Regions from separate parts of the Mus musculus genome. Here region 1 is linked to region 2. The links are chromatin contacts, found by Hi-C or POLR2A ChIA-PET in ENCODE. All regions are on one chromosome and are shown on one strand. The core of a region is the stretch at or near the end of the contact, and the rest is flanking DNA. Distances in the headings are between cores, read along the strand shown. Region 1 has its middle 42 kb from the start of Plk2. Region 2 holds the start of Plk2 (polo like kinase 2).

Region 1 (5,161 bases), core at 2,658-5,157, 44 kb after region 2:
CAAATGAGTGTTTTTAGAGATTACATCAGGTTCAGTAAAACAGTGGTTGTAGGTTCTCCTCCAACAACCATGATTTCACTACCACTGAGCTAGTTAGCTAGACTTCCAGTACCACGCATGTTTTCCCTCATGTTGAGTAGGTTGTAAGTCCAATTAGAGAGCTGTTGGTTACCACCAAGGCATGCATGCCATTACTGCACCCTTAGGGTTATCATGCTGGTCATTGATATGGTTTATATGCATATTACATGCATATAATATAATGCATATACATGTGTGTATATCATAGCTAGGTAGGACATTTGGTTACTTCCCTCCTTTGGAAACTCACATGGTACCATATAGTACCATGAAAGCAAGTCCTCAGGAGGCTCTCAGGTCAGCTTCAGCTTAGGGGCCTCTAGGCCTTGTGTCTGAAATGAACGATATCTTTAGCAATAGGGACTTACCTCCCTCCTGTTGTGGGTAAACAAAGTCTATAGCAATAGGCTATGTGTTTGGGAGTTTCTTTGACACCTGACTAAAAACGTAAAAGAGGGTTTCTCTTGCTTAGTGTTCTGGTAAACCTGTTATTTTGTTCTAAAATTCAAAACTTTATTAACATGATTCTAGAATTGTCTGTAATTTTTTTGTGTGAACCACGAAATTCATATCTAAGAGACACTGACTAGAGCAGTTGGGGCAAATGGAAGCAAGTGAGTATTATGGACAGGTTTCCTTTTCAAAATATTTTAGGTAGTTTTAGAGGAGACCTTAGCTAGGGTAGGAGAAAAGGACATGACTAGACATAAGAGACCTGTAGGAAGATTCACTTTGTCTACTAGGGTACACAGTACTTTGTATATGGTAGAATAACAGAATAACAGGTGAAGCAAGAGAAAGTAACCAAGTATCAGTGCTAAGAATGAGCAATGGGATTGAGACAGGACTACACATGTAGCCCTGGCTGCCCTGGAGTTCATTACATAGTCGAGGTCTGCCTTCTGGTTTAGAGCATTCCTTCTGTTGCTGCTTCCAAGTGTTGATATTCCAGGTATGTCCCACCCTGTCTACCATTTCAATAAGAATGTAAGAGATTAGGAGCTGGACCTTCCTCTCCTGCTTGTAGTGATAACTTGCTGAATGGAAGCAGTATCTTTTTACATTCATTCTTGCTCATGTCAGTGAACTAGAGGGGCTGCATTGGGTCGTCCATAAGGTGTAAACCAGCTCTATAATTCTAGAGAATGCTGACTCAAAGATTACTCAAAGCCTGCGTAGCTAGGCAACCATCCTTTCATAGATGGTGATACAATAATAGGAAAGAGGGAGTAGTTTTGAGATGGAAAAGTATGTTTCCTGCCTTGATGTGACTTCTGCCCGGAAGCACCAGCACCCCTTATGTAGTAATCACCCACCTTGAAGATCCTTCTTACTCCTCCTCTTTTCTTTCCCTCTGTCTTCTGGCTCTAGTCATAGATAGCTATGGTTTTGAGCCAGTGCTCCTCGTAGCATAGTGTATGTAATTGGACTGTGTAGCCTAGAATTCCTGATCTATTTACTCTTTCTTCTTAGGGAGAAAGAAAGGCAAGACTCCCAAATCCTTTATATGCTCGCTTCCTGGATGCAAAAATGGTGTTTCCTGAAGTCATCATCACAGTACTCACAGAACCCTTTTCAAAATATTTGAGAAAAATACCTAACAATTAACTAGCATACAAATATGAATGCTTATCAAATGGGTAAAGTAAGGAGCCTGTCTCTTTCGAAAGCTTTTCAGTAGATACCATTTCAAATAGTAAAATTCTCTAGTTCATTTAAAACATGACTCCAGTGTTTTAAAGTGCTACTGGCATGCATGTCGCTAGGTGCCTACTCCGGTGTACACGCTGAATGCCTGCGATGAAAGGCTACTCATTGTTATCACATTAGTAATCGGTCTGAAACAATGTTTGAGAGAGTAAGCTGTACTTGGTGTTCCAAGATTTTTGCTGACTCAAAGGGGTAACAGGAAATAAGGTAATAAACTCTTTCTGACCTTGCAGATGAGATTTGCCGAACAATAGGGAGAGCTGATCATCAGAGGGAATTCTTAGGAGTTACTTGACAGAAACAGTTTCTCTTGTGATTCAGGCTACCCTGGAGGCTGAAAGGGTTTGATGTGCACAGAATTCTTGCAGAGCCGGCAGTAAGGCAGGGGTGTGTTCTTTTTGAGACTCTATTTGTCATTGGCTTTCTTGTACCTTAATCTTCTAAGAAGGAATTTTGCCAGAGAAATCCATGTGTCAGACACGACATTTCATTAAAGACACCTTTTGAAGGTTAAGGTATTTCAATCCTTAGAATATTAGTTAAATGCAAATACATTACCTGAACCAGAAAGCAGATTAGCATCAAGTATGTCTGTACCTGGCCAGGGATCTTAGGCCAATTAGGCAGTGCTTCTTAGCTTTACAGTTTGGCTTCTTGCATCCTCTTACAGGTAGCAAAGCTCAGCAGAATTATTTAATTTTCATTTTAAATCAAAGTGACCTAAATATTTATTTATTTGTTTTCTACCCTATGTGTTTATTGTTGGATAGTTTCATACATTTACATGATAAGTTTTAGCCATATTTACTGTCATTTTCTTCCCTTAAATTCCTTCCTCTCCCACACAGAGAAATAAATATCACCTATCAGAGACCCGTTGAATGGAATAGAACTTTGAAAATACTTCTTATGTTGTAGTCACGGATCTCTGATCTCCTAAATGAAAAGTATGGATCCAAGGCTTATAATAGAACAGAGACCAGGCTTTCAAACGCAATTTGAGACGTGTGTGCCACCTTGTACACATACCAGCTGGGGCTGAGCAGAAGAGCTTTTCATCGTTCTTAGTACATGGTCAAGGCTCAGGTAGTCTGAAGCAGCCATATTAAAAATAACAGCAGAGCGTGTCAAGGGAAAAGAGAAGCGGGGGACCCCAAGCTTCTGAGATTTACTTATGGATTTTAGAATTAGAAGGAGTCACTGATACAAAGTTGATGCTCTCCCTGACACCTGCTTAGAAGGCCGCTCTGGGTGGGTCGTGCACTTTGCATATCACGGCACTATTTTCATTTTAGAATCTTATAGACTTTATTGCTTTAAAAGATCTTGTCAGTCAATAAAAATATCATACACCCCAATTAACCAGGCCCATATACAACTTAATGAGCTTCTATATCTGTGGTTCTCAGCCTCCCTAATGCTGTGACCCTTTAATACAGTTCTTCATGTTGTGGTGACCCCCAACCATAAAATTATTTTTGTTGCTACTTCATAACTGTAATTTTGCTACTGTTATGAATCATAATATAAATGTTTGTGTTTTCTGATGGTCTTAGGCTACACCTGTGAATGGCTGGTTTGAGGCCCCCCCCCCCCAGGGGTTGTGAGCCACACAAGTTGAGAAGCGCTTTTCTGTACAGTTAGAATAGGCATTCAGCATGGAATCTGTGAAGCTTCACAGTGAATTTTACACTTGCAGCATAGAATGAGTTTAATGCACTTATCTACCATCCCAAAACAATTCTCCCATGACAGAATTGGAGCTAGTAAACATTTAGCTTTAGATCCTTTTTCATAATTTGTACCCATTACCTGTATTCACTTTGTACTCATCCCCTTGTATGTAGCACTATGTTTGTTTATTTGTTTGTTTGTATGTTTGTGAGGAAGACAGTTAATGATGAACTCTTAGTACAAAGAGAAATAGGACAGCAGTGTGATAGGACTGTCTGTGCTCCAAATTCACATTTCCCATTCCCATCCCAGGCACCAAGTTATTCTGTGGGTGCTTCATGCCGGCGACTTTCTTGGACACAGAGAAAGTAGAAGGGAGTGAAAGCGGAGGACGGAGACAGGAAGACAGACAAGCCGGTTCTTCCCCTGCCGAAGGGAAGGCATTGCGGTTCCTAACTGGAGTCAGGAGCTGCCTGCACGGGCAGGCACAGATGGAGCTCATTGACAAGCAAAGGCTGCTCACTGCCAACTTCAACCCATGGGTGCCCTTCTTCCTGGCTGTAGAGAAAACAGTCTCGGAAACACTTTCTTCTGCTTGCTTTCTTCCTTCCCTCCCTCCCTCCCTCCCTCCCTCCCTCCCTCCCTCCCTCCCTCCCTCCCTCCCTCCCTCCCTCCCTCCCTCCTTTCTTTCTTTCTTTCTTTCTTTCTTCCTTTTTCTTTCTCTCTCTTTCTTTTCTTCTTTCTTTTTCCTTCCTTCCTTCCTTCCTTCCTTCCTTCCTTCCTTCCTTCCGAGACAGTGTCCTACTATGTAACACTGGTTTAGAACCTGCTATGTAGACCAATTTGGCAAATATTGCACTTTAAATATTTATTTTAAAATTATGATCCAACCAGACACCCCAGAGCTTTCAGGTACTAAACTACCAACCAAAGAGTACACATGGAGAGACCCATGGCTCCAGCTGCATATGTAGCAAAGGATGGCCTAGTCAATCATCAATGCGAGGAGAGGCCCTTGGTCCTGTGAAGGCTTGATGCCCCAGTGCAGGGGAATGCCAGGACCAGGAAGTGGGAGTGGGTGGATTGGTGTGTGTGGGGTGGTAGGGGATAGGGGGTTTTTGGAGAGGGAACTAGGAAAGGGGGTAACATTTGAAATGTAAATAAAGAAAATACCTAATGAAAAAAAGAGAAAAAAATAAAATTATGAATGCAAGTGCACATGTGTGTGTGTGTTTGTGTGTGTGTGTGTGTGTGTGTGTGTGTGTGTAGAGGGCACTGGTATCAGATACCCTAAACACTTGAGTTACAGTTGGTGAGAAATCCTCTACCAGCTTCCTGAAGCTGTTCTCCAAGATTTTATGTTTGTAGTCCAGACTAGAGGAACCATCTTCCACCACTATTCCATCTACCATACATCAGTTGTAAGCTTCAGTTGCATCCCCTCTCCTCACTCAGCAGTGCTAACCATGGTACTCCACTGTGTCCTGGGTTAAGCAGTTGTACCTGCCATCTAAATGTGAGGCTGGCATGGCTGGGTTTCTGTTCATAATGACCTACAGAATCTGGAATTGGCTGAAAGCTAAAGTAGAAAATTCCCCTCTCCAGTAAAGCACTCTGTCCTGCTGCAATGTGATGGTTTCCACTGGGTGTGGCTTTGCCTTTTCTTGTTGGTAGGCAGGTGATCTGCTTAGTCAAA
Region 2 (5,011 bases), core at 446-2,945:
ACAGGTAGCTAGACTATGTCACCCTCAATGTAACCGCTGAGTCGGGATAAGTTTGAATTGAATTAAAAGATAGGTAGACACAGAAAGCCTGAAAGTGGCACACCACTTTTTTGTAAGGAAAAAGAAAAAAAATCACATTTATTAAAAGAAGTCTCAAGTTCTAAGTCTCCAGAACCAGACAAAAAGAACGATTCTAAGTAACAAACTTATCAGTGAAAAACATAAACTCTTCCCTATTTACTCCCTTGTTCCCGACTGCCTTTTGTTTCCTGTCTTTTCCCACACTCTTGTTTTGGCTTCTGATAGCATTCAAACCTCAATTCTAAGCCACTTTGGAGGGTACTCTTTTTGTTGTGAATGGAGAAACTTGTGGTTCTGCAGTTTATCTGCCCAGCCCGAGGAACCACAGTGATAATTTGAAAGGGTAGAAGGAAAATGATTTTCCCTCCCCTAATATGGCAGACTTTTTCATTCAGGATTGTATTAAGATGATATAGACAGGGCCGGGCAGTAGTGGCGCACACCTTTAGTCCCAGCACTTGGGAGGCAGAGGCAGGCGGATTTCTGAGTTCAAGGCCAACCTGGTCTACAGAGTGAATTCCAGGACAGCCAGGGCTACACAGAGAAAAGAGAAACCCTGCCCCCCCCCCCAAAAAAAATGTATACAGCATTTCAAAATAGCTACCAGCGGTTAATACGGAACCATACGCGCTGGAACAAGGAAGAAGGAAAGTCTCTGAGATGGTACAACTGAACAGTAAAATCTGTAAAAACTGAACAGCCGCCTTTATTCTCCACTATACCCCACTGTGGGACCTTAGATTGACTCTGTGTACCAGGGCGGTGACATTGCTTAGTGACATTAGATCCACGCAATCTGAATCACCTAGTTGGAACAAAAAGTTATAGATGACTTCAATTGTAGAATTATAATTGGCAACAGAACACTTTTAGCGTTACTGTGGAAGCCAGCCCATATTGTTGCTAAGGAACCTCGGCCCACTTAGACCGTTAATCGTTTTTCTGAAAAAATCCACAGGATGGCGATCTTGCTTAGACTTGTTGCGTACCAAACCTTCTCCAGTCGTCAAGCCCTCGCTCCACTCCAAGGTTAAGAGCCTGGCCTCTGACAGGGGTCACTTATCAGGCGATGGGAAGAGGCTGCAGGGAGCTCAGATACTCCCACGCCACAGCAGGTCACCCGGATCTGCGACCCGGATTGTGCCTGGTTCCCTAGCTGCTCTGGCTCTGCCTGGTGCCCGGTTCCGCAAGGCCGGCCACTGAGCCTCCCGCCTGCGGTGGCGGCGGAGGTCCCCAAGCGCTCCGGGTCTCCGGGTGCCACCCCGCGGGGCTCGCTGGATGACAGGGTGTGGGGCTGCACACAGTCAGGAGGGCGGTGCCAACCCTGCGGCTCCCCCGGGCTGCTACCCCGCATCCCCGCTCCTCCAGGACCCAGACAGGGCGTCCGCCCTTGGGTTTCTGTTTCCCACGTCCAAAGTCAGGGCACGCGACGAACTGGGGGCACTTGGCGTACCGCCGCCTTCAGGCCAGGTCGAAGCCCACGACATCCAGGCGGCCACCCCGCACCTATCCACAGCGCGGACTCCGGGGCCGGTGGGTGGAGCGCTCGCCGTGACGTCACGAGGCCCCGCCCCAGCCAGCCGGCGCGTATTTAAAGCTTCGCTGCTCGCTCTTGCTCGCACAAGCGAAGCAGGACGTCAGACTAGAGAGTAGGGAGAGAGACTGGTGCTCGAGGGACAGGGCTAGCCCGGACGCTTGTCCGCGCCTCGGAGGTGGCAAGTAGGCAGTGTCGGGTGGCGAGGCAACGATGGAGCTCCTGCGGACTATCACCTACCAGCCGGCCGCCGGCACCAAGATGTGCGAGCAGGCTCTGGGCAAAGCTTGCGGCGGGGACTCAAAGAAGAAGCGACCGCAGCAGCCTTCTGAAGATGGGCAGCCCCAAGCCCAGGTGACCCCGGCGGCCCCGCACCACCATCACCACCATTCCCACTCGGGACCCGAGATCTCGCGGATTATAGTCGACCCCACGACGGGGAAGCGCTACTGCCGGGGCAAAGTGCTGGGCAAGGTGAGGAGCGGCGGACGTCAGGCTGCCGGGCGGGAGGGCGGGCTGCCCGGGCAAGCTGAGCGAGCAGGGACCCAGCGCCCGCACTTCTCGCTCCTTCAGCTGTCTGGTTCCCCGAACGATCGACGTGGGTTCCTCTCCTGCCCTCCTGGGCTTCTGTGCGCCGACAGCGCTGGGGTTCGGATTTGCATCCTTAGCCTGTTTTTCTCCCGAGTCTAAGAAGGAGGACTGAAGGCATTCTACCTTGGCCTTGGGCTCTCACTATCTGATCCCCAGGGAGCTAGCCTGTCAAATTTCTTCAGAGGGCATTTTCCTCCCTTTCCCCCTTCCACTCCCTTCTCCATAGAGTTCTTTGTAAAGGGGAAACGAGAAAACTGGACTGGTTTCTAGGAATGTGCTGCCCTTCCTGAAAAACCATTATACAAAGCAGATTGTACTGCTCTGCCCACCCTCTGTTCCTCAAATTTTGCTTCCCGTTCCCATTTACGTATTCATTTATTTTAAACGTTGGCCCTTCATTTTTTTTTTTTTTCCTTTTTTCTGTCCTGCTCAATTCCATCTCGGCTTTGTTTCCTCGCAGGGTGGATTTGCAAAGTGTTACGAAATGACAGATCTGACAAACAACAAAGTCTACGCTGCAAAAATTATTCCTCACAGCAGAGTAGCTAAACCTCATCAGAGGGAAAAGGTGGGTATGACTGTCGACTAAAGTATTTTCTTTGTGTGCAGGGATGGCCCTACCCTGTTAGAAAAAAAATGTCTTCTGCATGTGTAAGCACTGCCTTTCCAGACACGACGAGAGACTAATAAGCCTTCTCTTGCTTTTTTTATTTTTCCTTAGATCGACAAAGAAATCGAGCTTCACAGACTACTGCACCATAAGCATGTCGTGCAGTTTTACCACTACTTTGAAGACAAAGAAAACATTTACATTCTCTTGGAATACTGCAGTAGAAGGGTAAGTGTTGACTCCTGGGTCAGCGAGCTTGCCGACAGGAAGCCGGAGTGGTGTTTGGATTACATTTTATCAGCGGTTTTAGCCGTGACAGTTAATTAGTCTCCCACCATATGAGACTGCGTCGTCAGTCCAGCAAAGGGATGCCCGATCTAGGTAACTTTATTTGACAAATTCTCCTCTCTCCCCTTCTCTTCCTAGTCCATGGCTCACATCTTGAAAGCAAGAAAGGTGTTGACAGAGCCAGAAGTCCGATACTACCTCAGGCAGATTGTGTCAGGACTCAAGTATCTTCACGAACAAGAAATCTTGCACAGGGATCTCAAGCTAGGTAAGGCTTCTCCTGCAGCGACGGGGGTGGGGGTGGGGTGGGGGTGGGGGGGTGGGGGCTAGAGAGTGGGAGGTTTTCCAGTGTTGTGAATCTAGCTTTTTGAATGGGTGCCTTCACTGGAGGGTGCTGATCTCCAAGTGTGAACCTTTCCAAGGGAGTTCATGTTTCCTTTTGTTTATCTTCTAGGGAACTTTTTTATTAATGAAGCCATGGAGCTGAAGGTGGGAGACTTTGGTTTGGCAGCCAGACTGGAACCACTGGAACACAGAAGGAGGTGAGAGCCATGCTCTTCCTGGGGTTTGTGGAGACCAAATATGCCTCTATTATTAGTTAATAGAAAGTTAGTTCACACTACAATCTGCAAACCACAGCAGTGTTACTAAACGGAAACTTGTGTGCACTCTTGAGCGAGATAACTTACACCTCTAAATGGATTATTAAGGCAATCAATAAAATAAATGTTTAAATTTACTTGATATATACATACACACACATACACATGTACACACGCACACACAGGATCTGGTCTCATCTGGTTAAAAATACTTGGTCATATGGGCTGGGCAAATTGTACACACATTAAAAAATTACCAAAAGAAACTTGGTCAAATAAAAACACTAAAAAATAGTCAAGTAGAAAATGAGAAAAAAAAATTCAAGCTTTTATTTCCCATTGAGTCATCCCCAGAGAAGTAATTTTAATTGAAGTCATAGTTCCTAATGAGATCTTGCTATATTCTGTCTTCTCAGAACAATATGTGGAACCCCAAATTATCTCTCCCCCGAAGTCCTCAACAAACAAGGACACGGCTGTGAATCAGACATCTGGGCCTTAGGCTGTGTAATGTAAGTAAATGCACTAAAAAAAAAAAAAAAAAAAAAAAAAAAAGCCAAAGTTGACTCAGTCATGATGCTCAAAAAGAGTTCCTTCTTGACCATTTCTGAAGATGTGCTTCTGTGTACCCAGGTATACGATGCTGCTAGGAAGACCTCCATTCGAAACCACAAATCTGAAAGAAACGTACAGGTGCATAAGGGAAGCAAGGTATACCATGCCATCCTCATTGCTGGCCCCTGCTAAGCACTTGATAGCTAGCATGCTGTCCAAAAACCCAGAGGACCGCCCCAGTTTGGATGACATCATTCGGCATGACTTCTTCCTGCAGGTCAGTGCTCTTTGACCTTTCTGTAAAATTGAGTGTCATCGTCCTGGTTGCTGGAGAGGTTTCTGATGGTCTCTTCTGGTTCCACAGGGTTTCACTCCGGACAGACTCTCTTCCAGCTGTTGCCACACAGTTCCAGATTTCCACTTGTCAAGCCCAGCCAAGAATTTCTTTAAGAAAGCCGCAGCCGCTCTTTTTGGTGGCAAGAAGGACAAAGCAAGATATAACGACACACACAGTAAGTTTCCGTATCCAGGATTTCCCTTGAGTTTGATGACTGCATTGAGACTTTCCCTTTAGCGCAACTTCACCATCTTATTTGTATACTGCTGACACTAAGAGAATGGATTGATAGCTTTGGTTTACCTGAGCACTGAAGTGTGTGCTGCCTGCATAGCTGCAGCCCAAGCCAATGATGACATCGTGCTAACTCTTTTCCACACTTGTTGAGATAAATTAACATGCGCAATTCTTTC

Evidence for each region. A loop is a pair of places that touch in the nucleus more often than their neighbours do. ChIA-PET counts read pairs that join two places held with the same protein, here RNA polymerase II (POLR2A).
Region 1: a map of heart shows a loop between it and region 2 (2.0-fold over the local background). The contact joins the enhancer-like site here to the promoter of Plk2 in region 2. A Hi-C loop is called at or near these places in 5 of 37 maps with a recorded cell type or tissue (all heart). POLR2A ChIA-PET finds 5 or more read pairs at or near these places in 3 of 5 experiments (Patski and embryonic stem cell).

What each region holds. Positions count from the first base shown.
Region 1 is chr13:110,434,882-110,440,042 of GRCm38, forward strand. No RefSeq gene overlaps it. Among named protein-coding and RNA genes, the nearest start is that of Plk2, 42 kb to the left of the region's middle. Within about 2 kb of position 3,908, at least 1 of the 3 ENCODE cell types and tissues checked has a DNase peak (open chromatin) inside an H3K27ac peak, as active enhancers do.
Region 2 is chr13:110,393,349-110,398,359 of GRCm38, forward strand. Plk2 (polo like kinase 2) reads left to right here and starts at 1,696. Exons shown (of 14, transcript NM_152804.2): 1 at 1,696-2,089; 2 at 2,667-2,774; 3 at 2,928-3,044; 4 at 3,243-3,372; 5 at 3,559-3,646; 6 at 4,123-4,218; 7 at 4,340-4,538; 8 at 4,626-4,773. The coding sequence starts at 1,829.